3 separate regions of the Homo sapiens genome follow, and all the other regions are linked to region 2. The links are chromatin loops, found by intact Hi-C in ENCODE. Cell type or tissue: endothelial cell of umbilical vein. All regions are shown on one strand. Region 1 holds the start of OR7G3 (olfactory receptor family 7 subfamily G member 3). Region 2 holds the start of ZNF561 (zinc finger protein 561). Region 3 has its middle 14 kb from the start of OR7D4.

What was found. Peaks named below come from ENCODE experiments on the same cell type or tissue, not always from the same donor. Only the 100,000 strongest peaks of a DNase experiment are listed, where the experiment ranks them.
Region 1: a loop joins it to region 2, with 9 times the contacts of the local background. A loop is called at or near these places in 11 of 110 quality-filtered maps.
Region 3: it touches region 2 in a loop (10-fold over the local background); 10 of 110 quality-filtered maps call a loop at or near these places.

Annotation. Positions count from the first base shown.
Region 1 is chr19:9,124,220-9,132,219 of GRCh38, forward strand. It overlaps OR7G3 (olfactory receptor family 7 subfamily G member 3), which reads right to left and starts at 2,731. Exons shown (of 1, transcript NM_001001958.1): 1 at 1,793-2,731. The coding sequence starts at 2,731. The coding sequence ends at 1,793. In endothelial cell of umbilical vein, no CTCF peak of the experiment used is centred here; a DNase peak (open chromatin) is centred at 4,132; H3K27ac peaks cover 897 bases.
Region 2 is chr19:9,618,138-9,626,137 of GRCh38, forward strand. ZNF561 (zinc finger protein 561) reads right to left here and starts at 3,095. Exons shown (of 6, transcript NM_152289.3): 1 at 3,025-3,095; 2 at 1,295-1,445; 3 at 1-42. The coding sequence starts at 1,319. ZNF561-AS1 (ZNF561 antisense RNA 1) reads left to right here and starts at 3,345. Exons shown (of 4, transcript NR_122038.1): 1 at 3,345-3,508. RefSeq lists enhancers at 2,274-2,856, 3,005-3,424. In endothelial cell of umbilical vein, a CTCF peak has its summit at 7,851 (motif pointing right); DNase peaks (open chromatin) are centred at 3,094, 3,754 and 7,824; H3K4me3 peaks cover 1,571 bases; H3K27ac peaks cover 1,832 bases.
Region 3 is chr19:9,201,659-9,209,658 of GRCh38, forward strand. It overlaps the pseudogene OR7E25P and a transcript of OR7E24 not described here. Among named protein-coding and RNA genes, the nearest start is that of OR7D4, 14 kb to the right of the region's middle. In endothelial cell of umbilical vein, a CTCF peak has its summit at 4,028 (motif pointing right); a DNase peak (open chromatin) is centred at 4,073.

The sequences.
Region 1 (8,000 bases), 490 kb before region 2:
AGCCTTTTTTTTTTTTAATAAGTGACTCCATTTTGATTCTGACAATTTTAACAATATATATACCAAGTACAGTCAGCCTTCCATATCTGCCAGTACCACATTCATGGACTCAACCAACTGTGGATCAAAAATATTAAAAATATTAAAGAAAATTTTAAAAATATTAAATAAGAATATTACAAAAATACAATATTAAGTAATACAACTATTTACATAGGATTAACATTATGCTAGGTAATATAAGTAATCTAGAAATGATTTAAAGTATAGGCGACCTGGGCACAGTGGCTCACACTGCTTAATCCCAGCACTTTGGAAGGCTGAGGCAGAAGGATTGTTTGAGGCCAGGAGTTTGAGGCTGCAGTGAGTTATAATCACACCACTGTAGTTCAACCTCGGCAACAGAGCAAGGCTCTCTCTAAAAAAGAAATTAATCATTTAATATTAAAATTAAAAATTAATTACTTGATTTTTAAATTGTAAATAAATTACTTAATTTTTAAATTAAAAATAAATTAGCTAGCTGGGCATGGTGGCTCATGCCTGTAATCCCAGCACTTTGGGAGGCTGAGGCGGGCAGATTACCTGAGGTCAGGAGTTCAAGGCCCGCCTGGCCAACATGGTGAAACTCTGTCTCTACTAAAAATACAAAAATGAGCCAGGCACAGTAGCAGGCGCCTGTAATCCCAGCTATTCAGGAGGCTGAGGCAGGAGAATCGCTTGAGCCCCAGAGGTGGAGGTTGCAGTAAGCCGAAATTGAGCCACTGCACTCTAGACTGGGCGACAGAGCAAGACTCTGTCTCAATAAATAAATAAATAAATAAATAAATAAATAAGTTTTTAAATTTTTAATTAAATTTAATTTTTTTTAAAAAAAGACTTAGTATTGGATAGACCAGTAGGGTGACTATAGTTCAAAATAATCCATTGTATATTTCAAAATACCTAGAAGAGAACAATTGGAATGGTTGGAGCATAAAGATAAGACAAATATTTAAGGTGATGGATATCTAAAGTAACAAATCCTTGCAGATTATACAAATGTATTACACTATCACATGCATCCTGAAACAATGTACATCTCTTATGCATTGATACAAAAATTTAAAAAAAGCCAGGTGTGGTGGCATGCACCTGCAGTCTCAGCTACTCGTCAGGCTGAGTCCAGAGGATCGCTTTAGCCCAGGAATTCGAGGCAGCAGTGAGCTGTGATCACACCACTGCACTCCAGCCTGGGCAACAAAGTGAGAGACTGTCTCAAAAATCAATTAGTCAGTCAATCAATCCAAAAAGAACTCAAGTCCACGTGGTCCGATTCCAAAACTATCACCCTGAACCATCTGATCTCTGGTCTCATGTATTCAAAGACATTGGTCAGGTGGGGCACAGTGGCTCATGCCTGTAATCCCAGCACTTTGGGAGGCTGAGACGGGCAGATCACCTGAGGTCAGGAGTTCGAGACCATCCTGGCCAATGTGGTGAAACCCCGTCTCTATTAAAAATAGAAAAATTAGCTGGGCTTGGTGGCACGTGCCTGTAATCCCAGCTACTCCGGAGGCTGAAGCAGGAGAATCGCTTGAACCCAGGAGGCGGAGGTTGCAGTGAGCCAAGATTGCGTCACTACACTCCAGTCTGGTCAACAGAGCGAGACTCCATCTCAAAAAACAAACAAACAAACAAAAACAAAAACAAAAACAGAAAACCCCAAAGACATTAGTCAGGCTTTCAAGACTTCTCATTACTTCTTTCTCCCTGACATATCCCAGCAGTGTAAGCCCAAGAAGCTGAGACATCAATGGAAAGATGGTATCCTAGATATTAGTTTCCTCAAAGCCTTCAACATGTCCTTGTTTCTCAGGCTGTAAATGAGTGGGTTCAGCATGGGGGTGACCACGGTATACATCACTGATGCTATTGCACCCTTCCTGGAGGAGTGGGTAGCCCCAGAACTAAGGTACACCCCAAACCCTGTTCCATAAAACAAGGAAACAACGATTAAATGTGACCCGCAGATGGAAAAAGCTTTATACTTTCCACCAGCTGATGGAATTTTCATGACAGAGGAGACAATTCGTGTGTAAGAGAAAATGATCCCAGAGAGAGGAACAACACCTAACAGGCTGGTCACCAAATACACCAGGATGTTATTGATGAGGACATCAGAACAGGCGAGCTTGAGAATATGAGCTAGTTCACAGAAAAAGTGGGGAATTTCCAGGTCTATGCAGAAGGTCAGCTGTAGCACCATCAACGTGTGCAGCAGAGCATCCAGGACACTAACGATGAAGGACAGCAGAAGCAGCAGCCCACAGAGTTTGGGGTTCATGATGACATTGTACCTCAGTGGGTGACAGATGGCCACAAATCGATCATAGGCCATCATGACCAGAATTCCATTTTCCAATCCAACAAAAACCAGGACAAAGCAGATTTGGGTGAGGCAGCCTGTGTAATTGATGGATTGAGCCTGTGCCTGGATGTTCACCAGCATCTTGGGCATCGTGGTGGAGGTGAAACAGATGTCGACCAAGGACAGGATAGAGAGGAGGAAGTACATGGGGGTGTGGAGGTGGGAGTCAGAGTTGACGGCCAGGATGATGAGCAGGTTCCCCAGCATTGTGGCCAGGTACATGGACAGGAACAGCATGAAGAGGATGGGCTGCAGCTCCGGATCCCCTGACAATCCCAAGAGAAAGAATTCTGGAGTGTCTGAGAAGTTTCCTGCTTTCATGTTGTTGATGAGTCTTGATCTTGTCAATATTATCAAAACCAAACCAGTTATAAGTTATAGACCTTTTTTCCTTCCTTCCTTCCTTCTTTCTTTCTTTCTTCCTTCCTTCCTTCCTTTCTTTTTCTTTCTTTCTTTCTTTCTTTCTTTCTCTCTCTCCCTCTCTCTCTTTCTCTTTCTCTCTCTTTCTTTCTTTCTCTCTCTCCCTCCGTCTTTCTTTCTTTCTCTTTCTTTCTTTCTTCTTACTTTCTTTTTCTTTCCCTCCCTCCCTCTCTCCCTCCTCTTTCTTTTTCTCTTTCTCTTTCTTTCTTTTCTCTTTCCTTCTTTCTTTCTTTCTCCTTTTTCTTTCTTTCTTCCTTTCCTTTCTTTCTCTTTCTTTCTCTCTCTCCCTCCCTCCTTCCCTCCCTCTCTCCCTCCTCTTTTTCTCCTTCCTTCCTTCCCTCCTTCCCCCCTCTCTTTCTTTCTCTCTCTTTTCCTTCCTTCCTTCCTTTCTCTCTCTCTCTCTCTTTCTTTCCTTCCTTCCTTCCTTCCTCCCTTCCTTCCCTCCTTCTTTCTTTCCTTCTTTCTTCTTTGCAGGGTCTCTCTCTCTCTGTCATCCATGCTGGAGTGCAGTGGCATGATCATAGCTCACTGTAGCCTCATCCCCCTGGGCTCAAGCAATCCTCCTCTCTCAGCCTCCCAAATAGCTGGGATGACAGGCATGAACCCCCATGCCCAGCCTGTTCTTTACTTCCTTCCTAGGTACCCTATCAGTGTCTTTCTCACCCACCAATTTCCCTTTCTCATTACAGTTTGTGAAAATAAAAATTAAGCCCTCTTTATCTAGCAGCATAAGCCCCTCCCACTATTTTTATTTGCCTTCATCTGTCTTTCATTTGTATCACAGATAATGTTAATAAAGAAAATTTTAACAGTAAGCCATGCATCAGACCCTCTTTCCATTATTTTTTTCTTTTCTTTTTTTTTTTGAGATGGAGTCTCGCTCTGCTACCCAGGCTGGAGTGCAGTGGTGGGATCTCAGCTCACTGCAACCTCTTCCTCCAGGGTTTGAGTGATCCTCCTGCCTCAGCCTCCCAAGTAGCTGGAACTACAGGTGTGTGCCAACACACCTGGCTGATTTTTATACTTTTAACAGAGATAGGGTTTCACCATGTTGGCCAGGCTGGTCTTGAACTCCTGACTTGAAGTGATCCACCCGCCTCAGCCTCCTAAAGTGCTGGGATTACAGGCTTGAGCCACTGCACCCACTCTTCCTATTATTACTGGTGCAGCCCCTGGTTCAGGCAACCCCTGAGCCTTGGCACTGATTCCTGGAGGAGTCCTGTGTGAGTCAGCGCCAAACCTTTCCTGTTCCTTCTGGCTTATCCAGATTCTTGAGAAATTGATTCTGGGGCCCCCAAAGCAGGAAGTAAAGAATTGATGTATGCCGGCAATGTCAAAACATCAGCCTGCTGTTCTCATAAACCCATAAGTTAAGGAAATTCTGTAATGATGACTCAGGAGTTGGGGCAAACATATTATAGAATCACAGCATGTGAACAGTTGAATGGTGCAGTGAGCCCATCTCAGCCCTTTGCTTCACAAATTGAGTTCCTGGCCAGACACAGCGGCTCACACCTATAATCCCAGCACTTTGGGAGGCTGAGGCAGAAGGGTCGCTTGAGGCCAGGAGTTTGAGACCAGCCTGAACAAAGTAGCAAGACCCATCTATAGTAAACATTTTTTAAAAATTAAATTAAATTAAAAATTAGCCAGGCACGGTGGTACGTGTCTGTAGTCCCAGCAACTTGGGAGGCTGAGTTGGGAGGATCACTTGAACCCAGGAGTTGGAAGCTGCAGTGAGCTTTCATAGGGTCACTGCATGCCAGCCTGGGCAACAGAGCAAGACTCTGCCTCTTAAAACAAATACACAAACAAGCTGGGCGCGGCGGCTCAAGCCTGTAATCCCAGAACTTTGGAAGGCTGAGGCAGGCGGTTCACGAGGTCAGGAGATCAAAACCATCCTGGCTAACATGGTGAAACCCCGTCTCTACTAAAAATACAAAAAATTAGCCGGACGTGGTGGTGGGTGCCTGTAGCCCCAGCTACTCAGGAGGCTGAGGCAGGAGAATGGCGTGAACCCGGGAGGTGGAGCTTGCAGTGATCCGAGATCCTGCCACTGCACTCCAGCCTGGGCGACAGAGCGAAACTCTGTCTCAAACAAACAAACAAAAAACCAAATACACAAACAAAAACAAAATTCAGGCCCCCAACCGGGAGCTGGCTTTTACTGGAGAAAGACAAATGATTATAAAAGCTTCAACCATTGGTGCATAAAACTTGGACTCAGACAGTTGTCAGTTCCGTCATGTATGCCTCAATTGTGACATGGATCCGTGACATGAGAAGGTCCCTGAACCTCTCTGAGCAGACTCAAGTTTCTCACTTCTCCGATGGGAACTGGTATAAAAATGTGCATGGGGTGTTGCAGGGATGAAAAATGAATAGATGTTAGGATAGGTGTATCCTAGCACAGTGCTCAGGGGTCCTGCAATAACCTTTTATTTATTTATTTTGAGATGGAGTCTCGCTCTGTGGCTCAGGCTGGAGTGCAGTGGCACGATCTTGGCTCACTGCAACCTCTGCCTCCCGGGTTCAAGCGATTCTCCTGCCTCAGCCTCCTGAGTAGCTGGGATTATAGGTGTGCACCACCATGCCCAGCTACTTTTTGTATTTTTGGTAGAGACGTGATTTCACCATGTTGACCAGGCTGGTCTCAAACTCCTGACCCCAGGTGATCTGCCCACCTTGGCCTCCCAAAGTTCTGGGATTACAGGCGTGAGCCACCACGCCTGGCCTGCAATGACCTTTCCTATCATTTTTGTTTCTAGCTGTGGACAATGCTTGATGCCTCAGGGACATGGGGGTGAGATGGGGTGCAAAAGGAAGAAGCAGGGAAGATATCCCAAGAATAATGTCAGGCCGGGTGCGGTGGCTCACACCTGTAATCCCAGCACTTTGGGAGGCCGAGGCGGGCAGATGACCTGAGGTCAGGAGTTTGAGACCAGCCTGGCTGACATGGTGAAACCCCGTCTCTACTAAAAAAATTTAAAAATTAGCCAGGTGTGGTGATGCATGCCTGTAATCCCAGCTACTTGGAGACTAAGGCAAGAGGATTGCTTGAACCTGGGAGGTGCAGGTTGCAGTGAGCTGAGATCACGCCACTTCACTCCAGCTTGGGTGATAGAGTGAGACTCCATCTCAAAAAAAAAAAAAAAAAAAAAAAGAAGAAGAATGTCTTAGGGCTGAGCAAAGAAGGCATGTGCTCAAAATCCCACTGAGGGTTCTCCTAGTGTAATAAGGTACAGAAAAGAAAGAACTGGGCTTGACACAGTGGCTCAAGCCTGTAATCCCAGCACTTTGGAAGGCCGAGGTGGGAGGATCACTTGAGCCCAGGAGTTTGAGACCAGCCTGGGTTGTGTGTCTGTACTCTATCTAGCCTGGGTGACAGAGCAAGATGCTGTCTCAGAGAAAAGAAAAAGAAAAAAGAAAAAGCCAGGCGCAGTGGCTCGCGCCTGTAATCCTAGCATTTTGGGAGGTAGAGGCAGGCAGATCACTTCAGCCCAGGAGTTAGAGACCAGCCTGGGCAACATGGTGAAACCCCATCTCTACAAAAAATACAAAAACTAGTCAGGCATGGTGGCATGCACCTATAGTCCTAGCTACTCAGGAGGCTGAGGTAGGAGGATCACCTGAGCTCAGGAGGTCGAGGTTGTTGTGAGCCGTGATTGAGCCACTGTACTCCAGTCTGGGTGACAGAGTGAGATCCTGTCTCAAAATAAAGTAAGAAAGAAAGAAGCTAAACAAACATCAGTATGGGGATAGATACACAAATTATGGCACTATTATTACATGTAATAATAGTGTTAAACTAAGCATAGTGAATGCCCACCAATTTCAGAGAGTGGTGGTCCCCAGGAAGGGAAGGAGAGGAATAAAAACAAATCAAGAGGACTTCATGTTTAAGTGTTATACTTTATTGTTATTATTATTATATTTAGTATTTTAAATCTATTTTTAAAATTAAAAAAAATTTTTTTTTTTTGCAGAGATGAGCTCTTGCTATGTTGCCCAGGCTATGTTGCTATGTTGCCCATGCCTGTAAGCCCAAAGTGCTAGGATTACAGGCATGAACCACCACATCTGGCCTGTTTTGGGGTTTTAAAAGAGAAACCGAAAGACTGGAAATGTAAGTGAGTGGGTCTCAACTTCCTCTTCTGGAGTTTCTCACTGTCAAGAGATGGGGACAAGAGTCAAGTTATTTAAGGGTGAAATCTGGCAACAGACATGGTGAAGATTGAAAAGCCAGACACATCTCATCAAAGCCCCATCTGCAGTCAAAAGAATGAGGAAAACCATGGGGCCAGGCATGGTGGCTCATGTCTGTAATTCCAGCACTTTGGGAGGCCAAAGTGGGCGGATCACGAGGTCAAGAGATCAAGACCATCCTGGCCAACTTGGTGAAACCCCATCTCTACTAAAAATACAAAAGTTAGCCAGGCATGGTGGTGGGCGCCTGTAATCCCAGCTACTCAAAAGGCTGAGGCAGGAGAATCGCTGGAACCCAGGAGGCGGAGGTTGCAGTGAACTGAGATGGAGCCACTGCACTCCAGCCTGGTGACAGAGCGAGACTCCTTCTCAAAAAATAAAAAAAAGAATGTGGAAAACCAGAGAACTGTAGATTCCTTTTGTTTATTTGTTTGTTTTATGAGACAGAGTCTTGCTCTGTCACCAGGCTGGAATGCAGTGGTGCCATCTCAGCTCACTGCAACCTCTGCCTCCCGGGTTCAAGCGATTCTCCTGCCTCAGCCTCCTGAGTAGCTGGGATTACAGGTGCATGCCACCATGCCCGGCTAAATTTTTGTATTTTTAGTAGAGATGGGGTTTCACCATGTTGGCCAGGCTGGTCTTGAACTCCTGACCTCAGGTGATTGATCCGCCTTGGTTCCCAAAGTGCTGGGACTACATGCGTGAGCCACCGCACTTGGCCAGATTCCTTTTTGAAGGGACTAATTCATACTTAGGTAGGGAAGGAGTCCCTAGGATTTAGAAGACAGAATGAGAGCTGAAAATAATGAAATCTGATTATAAATTGTAAGAAAACAGGGGAAGTAAATATATCATGAAAAGGGTCACCGATTAGTTTGGAATCTCACTTATAACAATTCTGCTGAATTGTCTCTTACTTTATGGTTGTCCTCCAGATAAGATGGGAGAAAAAATAAAATAAAAA
Region 2 (8,000 bases):
TCTTTTCTTCAAAAGGGCAGATTGGTTCCCTGGAAAAAAACCCTAGTGGAAAAGTAAGAAGGCATGAGAAGCCAGAGCTGCCCATCCTTCCCACATTCTCATGCCTAGAAGTCATTCCATCCTAGCTTGAAATTCCGATATGCTCCTACACACTCGAGAAAACTACACACACAACACTTCCATGAAATGCCATAGTAAGTCCTGTGTCAGCTAGACACAAAAGCAGACTTGGGCCAAACTGCCTGTTGGGTAAAGGGTAATAGTTTCATTTTTCAAGGAAACTTACACCCTGAAAAATGTGACTCTCGTCCAGGTGCGGTGCCTCATGCCTGTAATCCCAGCACTTTGGGAGGCCGAGGCGGGTGGATCATGAGGTCAGGAGAACGAGACCATCCTAGCTAACACGGTGAAACCCCATCTCTACTAAAAATACAAAAAATTAGCCAGATGTGGTGGTGGGCATCTATAGTCCCAGCTACTCAGGAGGCTGAGGCAGGAGAATGGTGTGAACCCAGGAGGCGGAGCTTGCAGTGAGCCGAGATCGTGCCACTGCACTCTAGCCTGGGTGACAGAGCAAGACTCCGTCTCAAAAAAAAAAAAAGTGACTCTCTATCTGCCCATAGTAGTAACACTCATGAAGCTTATGTAGCATTTCCTAAGGTACACAAACCAGGGCTGAATTCTAAAACAGCATTCTGGCTGGGCACAGTGGCTCATGCCTGTAATCCCAATACTTTGGGAGGCCAAGGCGGGCAAATCACTTGAGGTCAGGAATTTGAGACCAGCCTGGCCAACATTATGAAACCCCATCTCTACTAAAAATAGAAAAATTATGGGAGGCTGAGGCAGAGAATTACTTGAACCCAGGAGACAGAAGTTGCAGTGAGTCGAGACCACAGGCACTGCACTCCAGCCTGGGAGACAGAGTGAGATTCTGTCTCAAAAACAAAAACAAACAAACAAACAAAAATTAGCCAGGTCTGGCAGTATGTGCTTGTGGTCCCAGATACTTGGGAGGCTGAGGCAAGAGAATCACTTGAACCTGGGAGGTGAAGGTTGCAGTGAGCTAAGATTGCACCACTGCACTCCAGCCTGGGTGACGGAACAAGATTCTGTCTCAAAAATAAATAAATAAATAAATAAATAATAAAACAGCATTCTGTTCTGTGGTTCACTTCAATTCCTCCTAAAAGAACCAGCTGCATGCCTGCTCAGGCTCAGCTCACTGGACGCTTGTGTTGTGGAGGGTGACCTAAAGCAGAATCTCTGAAAAAGAGCATCAACAAAGACTTACCACGGGACAAATAAATGGCTGCCATTCTCTGAAGCTGATGGTGTGATGATGTGCATCCCTTCCTTGATGCCAAGATCACCTCAGGCCAGCTTATGAATCTAGGTGGATAGAGGCAATCTCCATTCCTCTTTGTACAGGGTTATTTGCGGTCCTGTTCATATCAATCATCAAACAACAAGCATGAAACATCAGTCATCAAACATTATGCCTGAGCTTTGTCTCTGCAGGTGACAGATGTGAAGGCCACCAAAAATTGCCCACTCAGTACCGTCACTCAGTAACAAAAGTATTAATAACAGTAACTGACATTTACTGAGGACTGATATGTCAGAAGTAGCTCTAGTAGCTTTATATATACATGCTCAGTTAATTATCATAGCCATCCTTCCCAGTAGCTATCATTACCTCTATCTATCTATATCTATCTATATTTATCTATCTATATCTATCTATCTATATATCTATCTATATCTATCTATCTATATCTATCCTATCTATCTATCTATCTATCTATCGAGACAGGGTCTCACTCTGTTGCCCAGGTTGAAATCCAATGGCACTAACACAACTCTCTGTAGCCTAGACTTCCCGGGCTCAAGTGATCCTCCCACTTCAGCCTCCTGAATAGCTGGGACCATAGGTGCGTATCATCACTCATTATTATTATTATTATTTTGAGACAGAGTCTCACTCTGTTGCCCAGGCTGGAATGCAGTGGCATGATCTCAACTCATTGCAACCTCTGCCTCCCAGGTGCAAGCGATTATCAGGCCTCAGCCTCCCGAGTAGCTGGGATTTCAGGTATGCACTACCATGCCTGGCTAATTTTTGCATTTTTAGTAGAGACGCAGTTTCGCCATATTGGCCAGGCTGGTCTTGAACTCCTGGCCTTAAGTGATTCTCCCACTTCAGCCCCCCAACTAGCTGGGACTACAGGTGCACACCACTGGGTCCGGCTAATTTTTTGTAGTTTTAGTAGAGACAAGTTTTCACCAGATTGCCTAGGCTAGTCTCAAACTCCTGGGCTCAAACAATCCTCCTGACTTGGCCTCCCAAAGTGCTGGGATAATAAGCATAAGCCACGATGCCTGGCCCATTACTTCTATTTAATACTGAAAAAAACCTACACTCAAACAACCCTAGTAGTCGGTCTGATACTTGTCCCTAGAGCCTGATCTCCTGTATATGGTGTTACCCCCCCGCCATATGACCAGAAGACAGTGCAGACCTGCACAGAACAATTCAGTAGTCACCAGCCACGTGTGTTATTGATAACTTCATTACGTACCTAAGATGACTTAAGAACAAAATCTAAAATTTTCAAAAGTCGGCCGGGTGCAGTGGCTCACACCTATAATCCCAGCACTTTGGGGGACCGAGGCAGACAGATCACCTAAGGTCAGGAGTTCAAGACCAGCCTGGCCAACATGGCAAAACCATCTCTACTAAAGATAGAAAAAGTAGCCGGGCGTGGTGGCACTTGCCTGTAATCCCAGGTACTCGGAAGGCTGAGGCAGGAGAACTGCTTGACCCTGGAGGCAGAGGTTGCAGAGGTTGCAGTGAGCCGAGAGAGCGCGCAGCCTCTCCGAACTGGACGCACAGGGAGGACTGATAGTCCCTGGAGAAGCGAGTGAAGTGAAGCGGATCTGAGAGGCTCCTAGGCGACAGCGCGCAATCATTCCTTTGCCGCCCCCTGCTATCCCCGGGACCGCCAAGGAGGTGGAACTCACCACAGCCTGGGCAGACTCCACCACCATAAAGGCGAAACCGCACTGACGGAGAGGAGCCAGCGCCGGAAAAGATGGCGGTGGTGCGCTGACGTCACTTCCGCTTCAACACTCTGGCCGGGCGAGGCTCGTGGGCTCCAGTTTCAGCCACGTAGGACCGGGTAGAACACAGAAATTCTAGTTTCCTCTCGGGTGGGTGCAGAAAGGGCCTGGGGTTGGCTCAGGGAGGGGGATGCAGAACTAGGTCCAGAGAAAAAGGTGAGGTTAGAACCGGGCCTCCAGACGGAACTGTGGGCGAGGGGAGGGGCTCGTACTCGGGGGGTGATTTAGAGGAGGGACCCGGCCTAGCCGGTGGTTCAGGTGGCCGGTCGGGCTGGAAGGGCGGGGATGAGGGATGGGACGCATCCCCGGGGGATGCTCCTCCAAAGCTTTTATCGGGCGAGCGCAGTGGCTCACGCCTGTAATTCCTGCACTTTGGGAGGCTAAGGTAGGTAAATAGCTTGAGTCTGCTGGGAATGGGTGCTCGCTTGGTGTCACAAAATCAACACTGAGACAAAGGATCTCAGCAAGGCTAGTTTTACTTTCTGCAGAATGGGTGCCACTGGCTGGCAGTCTTGCCACCAGAGCACACATTAACAAAGGAGACAGGGTTTTTTTAAACTTGAAGTGTCCATCCTTCTGCTGTGTCCAGCTTCCATTGGCTGGAACGGGACCTCACCTTCCTGTACTTCACTGGATTGGCTAGCAACTTAGAACTTCCCAAAAGAGGCAATGGCAGAGGAGAACAAAGGAAGAGAGGAAGTAACTTGTGGACTGTTGAGAGAGGCAAAAACACTTCTAAATAGGGAAAGGAATAGGCCATGACCTAATAGTTGCTTGGACCAGTTCAGGCATGCCAGGGCAAATATCTAGGCTAAAATGTGGGAGCTAAAAACAGAGTCTATTGATTTCTTTATTACGGCTGGCAGAATTTAACAATATTACCACAGGTCTTTGAGAAAATTTGGCTTCTAAGAGGGATTACTATTTATTTCAATCAGACTGGGAGGAAAGTCCCTTTGAAGAGGAACCTGTATTTATTTCATTTTCTACAAGTCCAAGAGTTTGAGACCAGCCTGGGCAAAGTAGCAAGACCCTGTCTCTCTCTCTCTCTCTCTCTCTATATATATATATATAAACATATATGTATAAATACATATAAATATATAAATATATAAAAAATATATAAATATACATGTTCAAAATGCTTGTTCCCTGGTGCCATAAAGAAATTAGCACTTGAACATAAATTTAATTTACTCAGCAAGGCCATTTTTACTTCCTGCAGAAACGGTATACTCACCAGCAGTTTTGCCACGAGAGTACACCAAACAAAGGAGATAGGGTCATTTATAACCTGATGCTTCCAACCTACTGCTGTGTCCAGTTTCCACTGGCTGGAATGGGACCTCACGTTCTGGCTAGCAACTTATAACTTTTTAAAAGAGGCAAGGGTAGAGGAGAACAAAGGAAGGAGGAAGTAACTTGTGGAATGCTGAGAAGGGTCAAAACATCTTCAAATAAGGAAAAAGAACAGGCTATGCCCTAATGCTTGCCTGGACCAGTACAAGCATGCCAGGGCAAATATGTAGACTAAACTGTGGGAGCTAAGAATATAAAGTACATTGATTTCTTTATCACGGCTCACAGATACTTGAGAATGTTAGCACAGGTCTTTGAATAAATTTTGCTTCTAAGAGAAGTTACTATTTATTCCTAATTAAATGTGAAGGAACGTCTTTGAAGAGGAACCTCTGCTTTACTTTTTAGATATAAATATAAAGCTTGTTTGTATGCCTCTCCTCATGTTCCTAGAGCCTTTCCATGATTCTTCCATATTGATAAAGCTGCCAATGAATGGCATGGTCTATCCCTTCCATTCAGTCAGAGTTTCTGTAGGCCTTTTTTTCTTCATTCTTTATTTTTTAGAACCTGCTGATTCCATTGGGTTTTCTTTTTCTTTCTTGCTTGCTTGCTTGCTTGCGACAGATCTCACTGGATCAGACCAGGCTGGAGTGCAGTGGTGTGATCTCAGCTCACCGCAACCTCCACCTCCCAGGTTCAAGCAATTCTCCTGCCTCAGCCTCTGGAGTAGCTGGGATTACAGGCGCCTGCCACCACGCCCAGCTAATTTTTGTATTTTTAGTAGAGAACGATTTCACCAGGTTGGCCAGGCTGATCTCGAACTCCTGGCCTAAAATATCTGCCAGGCCAAGATGGTAGGATCGTTTAAGGCCAGGAGTTTAAGACAAGCCTGGGCTACACAGCAAAACCCCATCTCTCTATATATATATAAAAAAAATTTAAATTAAAAAATGTTTTGTTTTGTTTTGTTTTTTTGAGACATAGTTTCGCTCTGCCACCCAGACTGGAGTGCAGTGGTGCGATCTTCACTCACTGCAAACTCTGCCTCCTGGGTTCAAGCCATTCTTCTGCCTCAGCCTCCTGAGTAGTTGGGACTACAGGCATGTGCCACTGCGCCCAACTAATTTTTGCATTTTTAATACAGACATGGTTTCATCATATTGACCCAGCTGGTCTCAAAGTCCTGACCTCGTGATCCATCCACCTGGTCCTCCCAAAGAGCTGGGATTACAGGCATGAGCCACTGCCCCAGCCAAAAATATGTATTTCTGTTGTTATTTTTCTGATCTTACCACATGGGCCAGGAACACATTTCCTACGTTGTAAAATAGCACTGATACCAGACATTCTCCCCAAGATTATTCAGAAATGTAACATACTCCCAATAAAAATACCAAAAGTTTTTTTCTGGAGTTAAGTACATTGATACTGAAGTTTATGTGGAGGAACAAACATCTGATAATAACCAAGAAAACAAAAACAAAAGCAATGATGAGCAGCAGATATTAAAACATACTATTGACAGTTTTCATGCAAGGCAAAGAATTACATTATTTTAAAATAAAAATAAAGTCCGGGCACAGTGGCTCACGCCTGTAATCCCAGCAATTTGGGAGGCCGAGGCAGGCAAATTACCTGAAGTCGGGGGTTTGATACCAGCCTGGCTAACATGGTGAAACCCTGTCTCTACTAGAAGTACAAAAATTAGCAAGCGTGGTGGCACATGCTTGTAATCCCAGCTACTTGGGAGGCTGAGGCAGGAGAGTTGCTTGAGCCTGGGAGATGAAGGTTGCAGTGAGCCGAGATTGTGCCACTGAATTGCAGCCTGGCTGACAGAGTGAGACTCTGTCTAAAAAATTAATTAATTAATTAATTTAAAAAACATACTATAAAGCCTCTATAATTAAAACTATGTGGTACTAGCACGTGAAACAGAAACTAATAAAATATCAAAAAATAGACCCATGAACATGTAGAAATTTGGTTCATAAATGTATTTTGCCAGATGCGGTGGCTCATGCCTGTATCCTAGCAATTTGGGAGACTGAGGCAGGAGGATCACTTGAGGTCAGGAGTTCAAAACCAGCCTGCCCAACATGGTGAAACCCCATCTCTATTAAAAATACAAAAACATAGCCGGGTTCGGTGGCTCATGCCTGTAATCCCAGAACTTTGGGAAGCCGAGGCAGCCGGATCATGAGGTCAGGAGTTCGAGACTAGTCTGACCAACATGGTGAAATCCCATCTCTACTAAAAATACAAAAATTAGCTGGGTGTGGTGATGCATGCCTGTAATCTCAGCTACTCAGGAGGCTGAGGCAGGAGAATTGCTTGAACCCAGAAGGCGGAGGTTGCAGTAAGCTGAGATCGCACCACTGCACTCCAGCCTGGGCAACAGAGTGAGACTCTGTCTCAAAAAAGAAAAAAAATTTAGCCAAGCATGGCCGAGCATGCTGGCTCATGCCTGTAATCCCAGCACTTTGGGAGGCTGAGGCAGGCAGATCACGACGTCACGAGATCGAGACCATCCTGGCCAACTTGGTGAAACCCCGTCTCTACTAAAAATAGAAAAATTAGCTGGCATGGTGGCGGGTGCCTGTAATCCCAGCTACTCAGGAGGCCGAAGTAGGAGAATCGCTTGAACCCAGGAGGCGGAGGTTGCAGTGAGCCAAGATCGCTCCCCTGCACTCCAGCCTGGCGATAGAGCGAGACTCCGTCTAAAAAAAAAAAAAAAAAAATTAGCCAAGCGTTGTGGTGGGCGCCTGTAAGCCCAGCTACTCGGGTGGCTGAGGCAAGAGAATTGCTCAAACCTGGGAGGCAGAGGTTGCAGTGAGCCGAGATCACGCCATTTCACTCCAGCCTGGCGACACAGCGAGACTCTGTCTCAAAAAAAAAAAAAAAAAAAAAAAAAAAAGCCGGGTGCATTGGCTGATGCCTATAATTCCAGCACTTTTGGAGGCAGAGGCGGGTGGATCACCTGAGGTCACGAGTTAGAGACCATCCTGACCAACATGAAGAAACCCCGTCTCTGCTAAAAATACAAAATTAGCTGGGCATGGTGGCACATGCTTATAATCCCAGGTACTCAGGAAGCTGAGGCAGGAGAACCGCTTGAACCCAGGAGGCGGAGGTTGGGGTGAGTGGAGATCGTGCCATTGCATTCCAGCCAGGGCAACAAGAGAGAAACACCGTCTAAAAAAAAAAAGTGGCATTTCAGATAAATGGGGCAAAAAATGCCATTTGTAACAAATGGAAGGTCTAAGATAGCTGGTTAGCCATCTGAGAAAAGATGAAATTAAATCCATACTTCACAGCATATACAAGAATAAACTCCAAGTGGACTAGGGATCTAAGTGTAAAAAATAAAACCACACACGTATTTAGGGTGTTTAAGTGATTTCTTGGCTGAGTAAGGAAAAAGATGTTACCACAAGGCGGCAGTAGCACACAAGCTTCATTTGGGATGTGCTTTGACAGGTTAGCAGTGGGGGAGGTAGCAAACAGCAAGAGAATATCCACAGGCTTCTACCTGTGGGTCGCTGCTCAGAAAGGGTGGAAAGGAAGAAAGACTCTCA
Region 3 (8,000 bases), 420 kb before region 2:
AGAGTATAAAGAAAGAAGAGATTAACTCAAATTTCACATTGGAGGTTACCTGTGCCGTAGGGCTGGGGTGCCTGGAACCATAGAAGGATGCACGGCTTCGAAGATTGTGCTTTTTTTTTCTTGTTTGTTTGTTTTGTTTTGTTTTTGTTTGTTTGTTTTTTGAAAGTGAGTCTTGCTCTGTCACCCAGGCTGGAGTGCAGTGGTGCAATCTTGGCTCACTCCAACCTCTGCCTCCTGAGTTCAAATGATTCTCATACCTTACCCTCCCAAGTAGGTGAGATTACAGGTGTGTGCCACCACGCCCGGCTAATCTTTGTATTTTTAGTAGAGGCGGGGTTTCACCATGTTAGCCAGGCTGGTCTCGAACTCCTGACCTCAAGTGATCAGCCCACCTCGGCCTCCCAAAATGCTGGGATTACAGGCATGAGCCATCGAGCCTGGCCCAAAGATTGTTTTTTGTTTTGTTTTGTTTTTTGAGATGGAGTCTCGCTGTGTCACCCAGGCTGGAGTGGCACGATCTTGGCTCACTGCAGCCTCCGCCTCCCAGGTTCAAGTGATTCTCTTGCCTCAGCCTCCCGGGTAGCTGGCATTACAGGCAGGCCCTACTGCGCCTGGCTAGTTTTTGTATTAGAGACGAAGTTTCACCGTGTTTGTCAGGCTGGACTCAAACTCCTGACCTCAAGTGATCCTGAGCCTCAGCCTCCTAAAGTCCTTCGATTACAGGCATGAGCCACCACGCCCGGCCCAAAGATTGGTTTTATTGCATTTGTTAAACTGTGGGATAGGTACTTGGGTATTTCATTATTGTTCTTTTTTTTTTTTAAGTACATACATATTATGTACATTCCCTTGATTTCTTGGAACATTTCACAAAAAAATTATATACACAGAATAAAATAAATATTTAAAGCCAAAAATCTCTGGAAATACTGAGAAAAAAAGAGAGAAAGAGACAGAAAGAAGAGGGGAAGGTAAACATTATTGCTTAGACAGAAACACATTTTAGACTTTCACATCTTTCTAGCCTCACATAAAGTAATGCAAAAGTGTTCTTAAAATTGCATTACTCACGCCTGTAATCCCAGAATTTTGGGAGGCCGAGGCGGGCAGATCATGAGGTCAGGAGTTCGAGATCAGCCTGACCAACATGAAACCCCGTCTCTACTAAAAACACAAAAAATTAGCCGGGCATGGTGGCACCCGCCTGTAATCCCAACTACTCAGGAGGCTGAGGCAAGAGAATCTCTTGAGTCTAGGAGGCGGAGGTTGCAGTGAACCAAGATTACGCCACTGCACTCTAGCCTGGGCGACAGAGCAAGACTCTATCTCAAGAAAAAAAACACTTTTATTAATGCTCAAACATCCACAGGTGCCTTGCGCACTACAGACAACTTGTAGTCACTGATGGCTTTGATTATGCGCATTTAACTAAACCTTATTTATCAAAACTCTGAGTCCACCTAAGCAAGGACAGGAGTTGAATATTAAATGAATTTCAAAAGAAAACCCACATATTTGAGGGAGACTTTGCTTCCACAGGAAAGTGAAGTCAGAAACCATGAAGACAATGAAAACACTAGAACAGAACTGGAATGTGAAAATGTCTGCTTATGAACTGTCAACTTTAATTTATCTTTGAAATAACGTGGTCCTAGGTCTTACAGAATATTTCTAAATATTGTAAATCAAAGGAATTTGTAGCATTGAATTAGAATGAAATAAGGCATATTTGAATGTCTTTGGTTTCTTTTAATTACAAAGATTTCTTTTCTTAAATGGGGAAAGATATTTCTTTACTTTTTGTGTGTGTGTGTAAGACAAGGTCTCACTCTGTCATCCAGACTGGAGTGCAATGGTGTGAACTTGGCTCACTGTAACCTCCACCTCTGGGCTCAAGTGATCCTCCCACCTCAGCCTCCCAAGTAGTTGAGACCATAGGCACATGCCACCACGCCAGCTAATTTTTGTATTTTTAGTAGAGACGGGGTTTTGCCATGTTGTCCAGGCTGGTCTCAAACTCCTCAGCTTAAGTGATCCTCCCGCCTTGGCTTCCCAAAGTGCTGGGATGACAGGCATGAGCCACTGCGCCTAGCCAATATTTCTTATTTTATATTTTTACTGAAAAGAGTACGCTGTATTTTAATGTGATCATGAATTTTCTCAAATGTTCTTGCTCTTCTCACTTTGTTCAGTCAAGGGTCTCTAAGGTAAGTGTCTACAGAATCAGGTGACTAACACACCAATCAATTACAAAAGGACTTGTAGCAAATTGGGTTTTACGGACACAAAGATGGGAAAAACAGTGGGGACTGCTTGATGGGGGAGGGTGGGGGTTTATGGGGTGGAAGTCTATCTATCCAGTACTAAGCCCACTACCTTGGTGTTGGGATCATTGCTGCACCAAACCTTTACCGACACATTATTTACTCATGTAACAAGCCTGCATATGTATTCTGTGAGTCTAAAATAAAAAAAAAGAAAATTAGGGTTTTCAAAACTGAGAAATATGGCTGAGGGTATATGATCCTCAAATGTGAAAACATTAATTGTAAATTGCTTGTATCCAAAATATAGACACAGTGCTGGGTGCTGATTTTGTCCTTTCCTTTTTTCCAATTCTCTTTTTCTCAATTGTGTCCAAGATACACAGAGCCAGAGAATCTCACAGGTGTCTTAGAATTCCTGCTCCTGGGACTCCCAGATGATCCAGAACTGCAGCCCGTCCTCTTTGGGCTGTTCCTGTCCATGTACCTGGTCATGGTGCTGGGGAACCTGCTCATCATTCTGGCCGTCAGCTCTGACTCCCATCTCCACAGCCCCATGTACTTCTTCCTCTCCAACCTGTCCTTGGCTGACATCGGTTTTGCCTCTACTACTGTCCCCAAGATGATTGTGGACATCCAGGCTCATAGTAGACTCATCTCTTACGTGGGCTGCCTGACTCAGATGTCTTTTTTGATCTTTTTCGCATGTATGGAAAGTCTGCTCCTGATTGTGATGGCCTATGACCGGTTCGTGGCCATCTGTCACCCCCTGCACTACCAAGTCATCATGAGCCCACGACTCTGTGGCTTCTTAGTTTTGGTGTCTTTTTTTCTTAGCCTTTTGGACTCTCAGCTGCACAATTTGATTGTGTTACAACTTACCTGCTTCAACGATGTGGAAATCTCTAATTTTTTTCTGTGACCCTTCTTAACTTCTCAAGCTGGCCTGTTCTGACACCTCCATTAATAACATGGTTGTATATTTTATTGGTGCCATATTTGGTTTTCTCCCTCTCTTAGGGATCCTTTTCTCTTACTATAAAATTGTTTCCTCCATTCTGAGAGTTCTCTCTTCAGGTGGGAAGTATAAAGCCTTCTCCACCTGCAGCTCTCACCTGTCAGTTGTTTGCTTACTTTATGGAACAGCCCTTGGAGGGTACCTCAGTTCAGCTGTGTCCCTTTCCTCCAGGAAGGGTGCAGTGGCCTCAGTAATGTACATGGTGGTCACCCCCATGCTGAACCCCTTCATCTACAGCCTGAGAAACAGGGACATTCAAAGTGCCCTGCAGAGGCTGCACGGCAGAATAATGTAATCTCCTTATCTGTTGCATCTTTTTTGTAGTATTGGTTGGAAAAGGCAGAGCTTTGATACAAAATATCAAGACCTTTAAATCCTTCCCCCTTGGTTACATTATATTTATTGCTTGATAGGTTCAATTCCTCTCCATGTTTCATATGTGAATGTGGGCGGCAAGCCACCAGGGGCCGAGGCAAGAGACCGAGGGCACGAGCTGTTCCAGCATAATAAAGAAAATATATAAAATAAGAATAGTTATACTAGATATAGATCATAGATATGATTATATATGAACATCATTAATCATTAGTTTGTAGCAATTACTCTTTAGTCCAATATTAATCTTCACTCTACAATCATAACCTAGGAAAAACCAGGCCATACAGAGATAGGAGCTAAAGGGACATGGTGAGAACTGACCAGAAGACAAGTGTGAGCCCTCTGTTATGCCCGGACAGGGCCACTAGAGGGCTCCATGGTCTAGCGGTAACGCCAGTGCCTGGGAAGGAGCCCCGTTACCTTGCGGATCTTGGTCTAGCAGTAGGGTCAGTGCCTAGAAAAAGCACTCCTTACTCAGCTGACCGGGAAAAGGAGTCTCTCTTTTCCCGGGGGAGTTTAGAGAAGACTCTACTCCTCCACCTCTTGTGGAGGGTCTGACATCAGTCAGGCCTGCCTGCAGTTATGCGGAGGCCTGTTTCCCTGTGATGCTGTGCTTCAGCGGTCACGCTCCTGTTTCACTTTTATGTTCCACCCTGTACAACTGGCTCTGCCTTCTAGACAGCAGTAGCAGAATTAGTGAAAGTACTAAAAGTCTCCGAAATGCAGAAATAATGGTGTAAGCTGTCCTCTCTCTCTCCGCCTCGGCTGCCAAACAGGGAAGGGCCCCCTGTCCAGTGGACACGTGACTTGTGTGACCTTACCTATCATTGGAGATGGCTCACACTCCTTACCCTGCCCCCTTGTCTTGTATCCGAAAAATAACAGTGCAGCCAGGCATTTGGGCCACTACCGGTCTCCGCGCCTTGGTGGTGGTGGTCCCCCCGGGCCCAGCTGTCTTTTCTTCTCTTTGTCTTGTGTCTTTATTTCTACAATCTCTTGTCTCCACACACGGGGAGAAAGACCCACAGACCCTGTAGGGCTGGTCCCTACATGTGAATATTGTTTCCATTGTTTTGTCTTTAATTGGAATGTGAAGGTATTCTGGAATTCTTTGTTTATTGCAAAAATTCGTGGCTGAATCCAGTATACCTGGACAGCCTCCTTTAGTTTCCGAGCAATGACCCTGGTATCTAGGTGAAATCACAACCCTGTTTTTATATATAAGAAGTCCTTGCTTAAAGTCAATAGCATCTTGGAAACTGCAACCTTAAGGAAATGATATACAGCAGGTCCTCAAGTAAAATTGTTTTGTTCAAAGTCCATTAGTTATATTGTTGATAAGGAAAAACACACGGTTTCATTATAAATCATTTCACTTAAATCACAGTTTCCAAAAACATATTGAGGGTGTTAATTGAGGACTTACTGTATTTCAAATTTAAGTTAATTTTCACAGTTCGTGTGGAAATTATTTACATATTACATCTGTAAAATCACTTTAAGCAGGCTATGTGTGACGAACTTGTTCACGAGCCCTCAACCTTGGCTTTTATTGACCTCACCTGGGGAGCTTACAAATGATGATGGCTGGGCTCTCTTACCCAGAGATTTTGATTTACTTGAACCTGTGTGGGTCTGAGAGGTTTTAAAAGCACCAGTGATAGTTCAGACGATGAAGTTCTTCAAGGGATCAAGCTCAAATGGGTAAGCTACTAAAGAGCTGATTGCAGCACTAGACAATGTAATTTTCTTCAACTGTCTTCTTCAAATTCATTATCCTTCAGCAATATACAGATTGTCATTATGCTGGGAATTTTTAGTAAGCACTTGGAATTTGTTGAAAATGTTGATTTATATACGTATAGATTTTCTTCGGATTTCACTCTTGTGCGTACTGAAAGGGAAAATAGAAAAGGATAACATGGTAACAACATCCCTAAAACTTCACATGCTATAACTGATTTTTAAAAATTTGTTTAGTTTTCTTTCTTTTTTTATGAAGTGTGGGGTAGGTACACAAAGTTATACTATTCAGCCTTTAAGAAATGAAAGTGAGTCATTTGCAGCAACATGGATTTAAGTGAAATAAGCCAGGCATGAAAAGACAAATATGGCATGTTCCCACTCATACCTATGAGCTAAAACAGTGAATCTTGTGAAGGTACAAGGTAGAATGGTAATTACTAGAGGCTGGTAAGGGAAGGAAGGAGTGGAGCATGAAAAGATGTTTACAGGGTACAAAAATGCAGTTAGATAGAAGAAATAAGTTCCAGCGTTTCCTAATACAGTAGGGGAATTCTAGTTAGTGGTAATTGATTGCATATTTCAAAGTAGCTAGGAGAGAAGATTTGTATTGTTCTCATTATTCTGGTTTCTAAGCCATTGTCTTTCTGTTCCCTTCCCGCCTTTCTCTACTCAGCTCTTTCATGCTAGGTTGGGGCTCTTGAAGTTATTGCTCTGTTTTCCATCTGGTGTTCTTGTTACAGACTTTCATGAACACTGAATTTTACTACACTGAAATTCGGTATACTTTGCGACCACCTTCTAGTATACCCCTATGCCTGCCTCAGTGTTTAGAGGCTGCTGCCTTCAGTTACTGTCTCTGTTACCACATTGTGTCCTTTAGCCTTTGTCCTGCAGTAACAATCAAGCCAACTCCCTCTGTTCAATTCTCTTCATAATAAGTAGATTAGTTATTCAAAATAACTAGATTAGTTTCTATTTTTTTTTTTTTTTGAGATGGAGTCTCCCTCTGTCACCCAGGCTGGAGTGCGGTGGCATGATCCCGACTCACTGCAACCTCCACCTCCCAGGTTCAAGCAATTCTCCTGACTCAGCCTCCCGCGTAGCTAGGATTACAAGGACCGCCCACCACGCCTAGCTAATTTTTGTAATTTTAGTGGAGACGGGGTTTTGCCATGTTGGCCAGGCTCGTCTGGAACTTCCGACCTCAGGTGATCCACCTGCCTCGGCCTCCCAAAGTGCTGGGATTACAGGCATGAGCCGCGTGCCCAGCCCTGGTTTCTATTCCTGACCTAACCTTGACTGAGGAACAAAAGTATGTTGGAGTTGTCTGCAAGGGGAATATTTTAAAAATGTGCTGATGAAATAAAGCTGCTTTTAAAACATATGTCTTTGTGAAGAGAGTCCAACTGAAGTTTAAGTGGCAGTGCCCTATTTCCGGTTGCTGTGTGACTCTAGTGATGTCTAGGGATTGTTAAATCACCAGTTTCATCATAAATAATTTCAGGGTTTTCTTCTTTTACTTTACACTGAGCTACCAAAAGTCCATGTCACCAGCAAACATGAACTCTCCTTTATTTCACATAAATGATAGTCAAAGAATTTGATAAGTGGGACATTAATGCTGCCTTTTTTTTTTTTTTTTTTTGAGACAGAGTCTTGCTCTGTTGCCCAGGCTGGAATGCAATGGCATGATCTTGGTTCACTGCAACCTCCGCCTCCTGGGCTCAAGTGATTCTCCTGCCTCAGCCTCCCAAGTAGCTGGGACTACAGGCACACACCACCATGCTCAGCTAATTTTTGTATTTTTAGTAGAGATGGGGTTTTGCCATGTTGTCCAGGCTGGTCTCGAACTCCTGACCTCAAGTGAGCCACCCACCTCGGCCTCCCAAAGTGCTAGGACTACAGGCGTGAGGCACTGTGCCTGGCCTAATGCTGCTTTTTGATGTCACATGGTGGACTCTCCCCACTGGTAATGCTTTGTTGTTGGCACTTTTATTTTAATATTTAGAAGAGTGCTATGATGGATTAATACCTTGTGATGGGAAATGTTTGGATTGTTTGGATGGTTCACAGTAGCCAACCAAAAGCGATGTGACAAACTTCAATCGGGATAGAATATACAGATGGTAGAAAAAATGTGGGATTTATGGACCCTTCATCACTCATATATTGGGCTCTTAAACGTGGGACTTTTGATAACTCAGAGGTCCTTTCTGAACCCCATGTTCCTCAGCAGCAAATTAATTGCAGTAGTCTTTTCTTCCAAGGCCATGCAATGATTTTATATCATGGTGCCATTAACCAGTCAAATGTTAGTTTCCCTTGAAATGATAGCCCCTATTATTACATTGAGGAAGTTAATTTTAGGGCCTGGCATGGTGGCTCATACCTGTAATCCCAGCACTTTGGGAGGCTGATTTGGCAGGAAAGTTTAAGGCAGGTGTTTGAGACCAGACTTGGCTACATAGTGAGACCCTGTCACTACATTTTTAAAAAATTTAAAAGAAGTTAATTTTAAATGGGTATTCTCAGAATATACAAGTAACTGGATATTACAAACTGTGACCTTGAGTATAAAACAAAACATTTCTTTT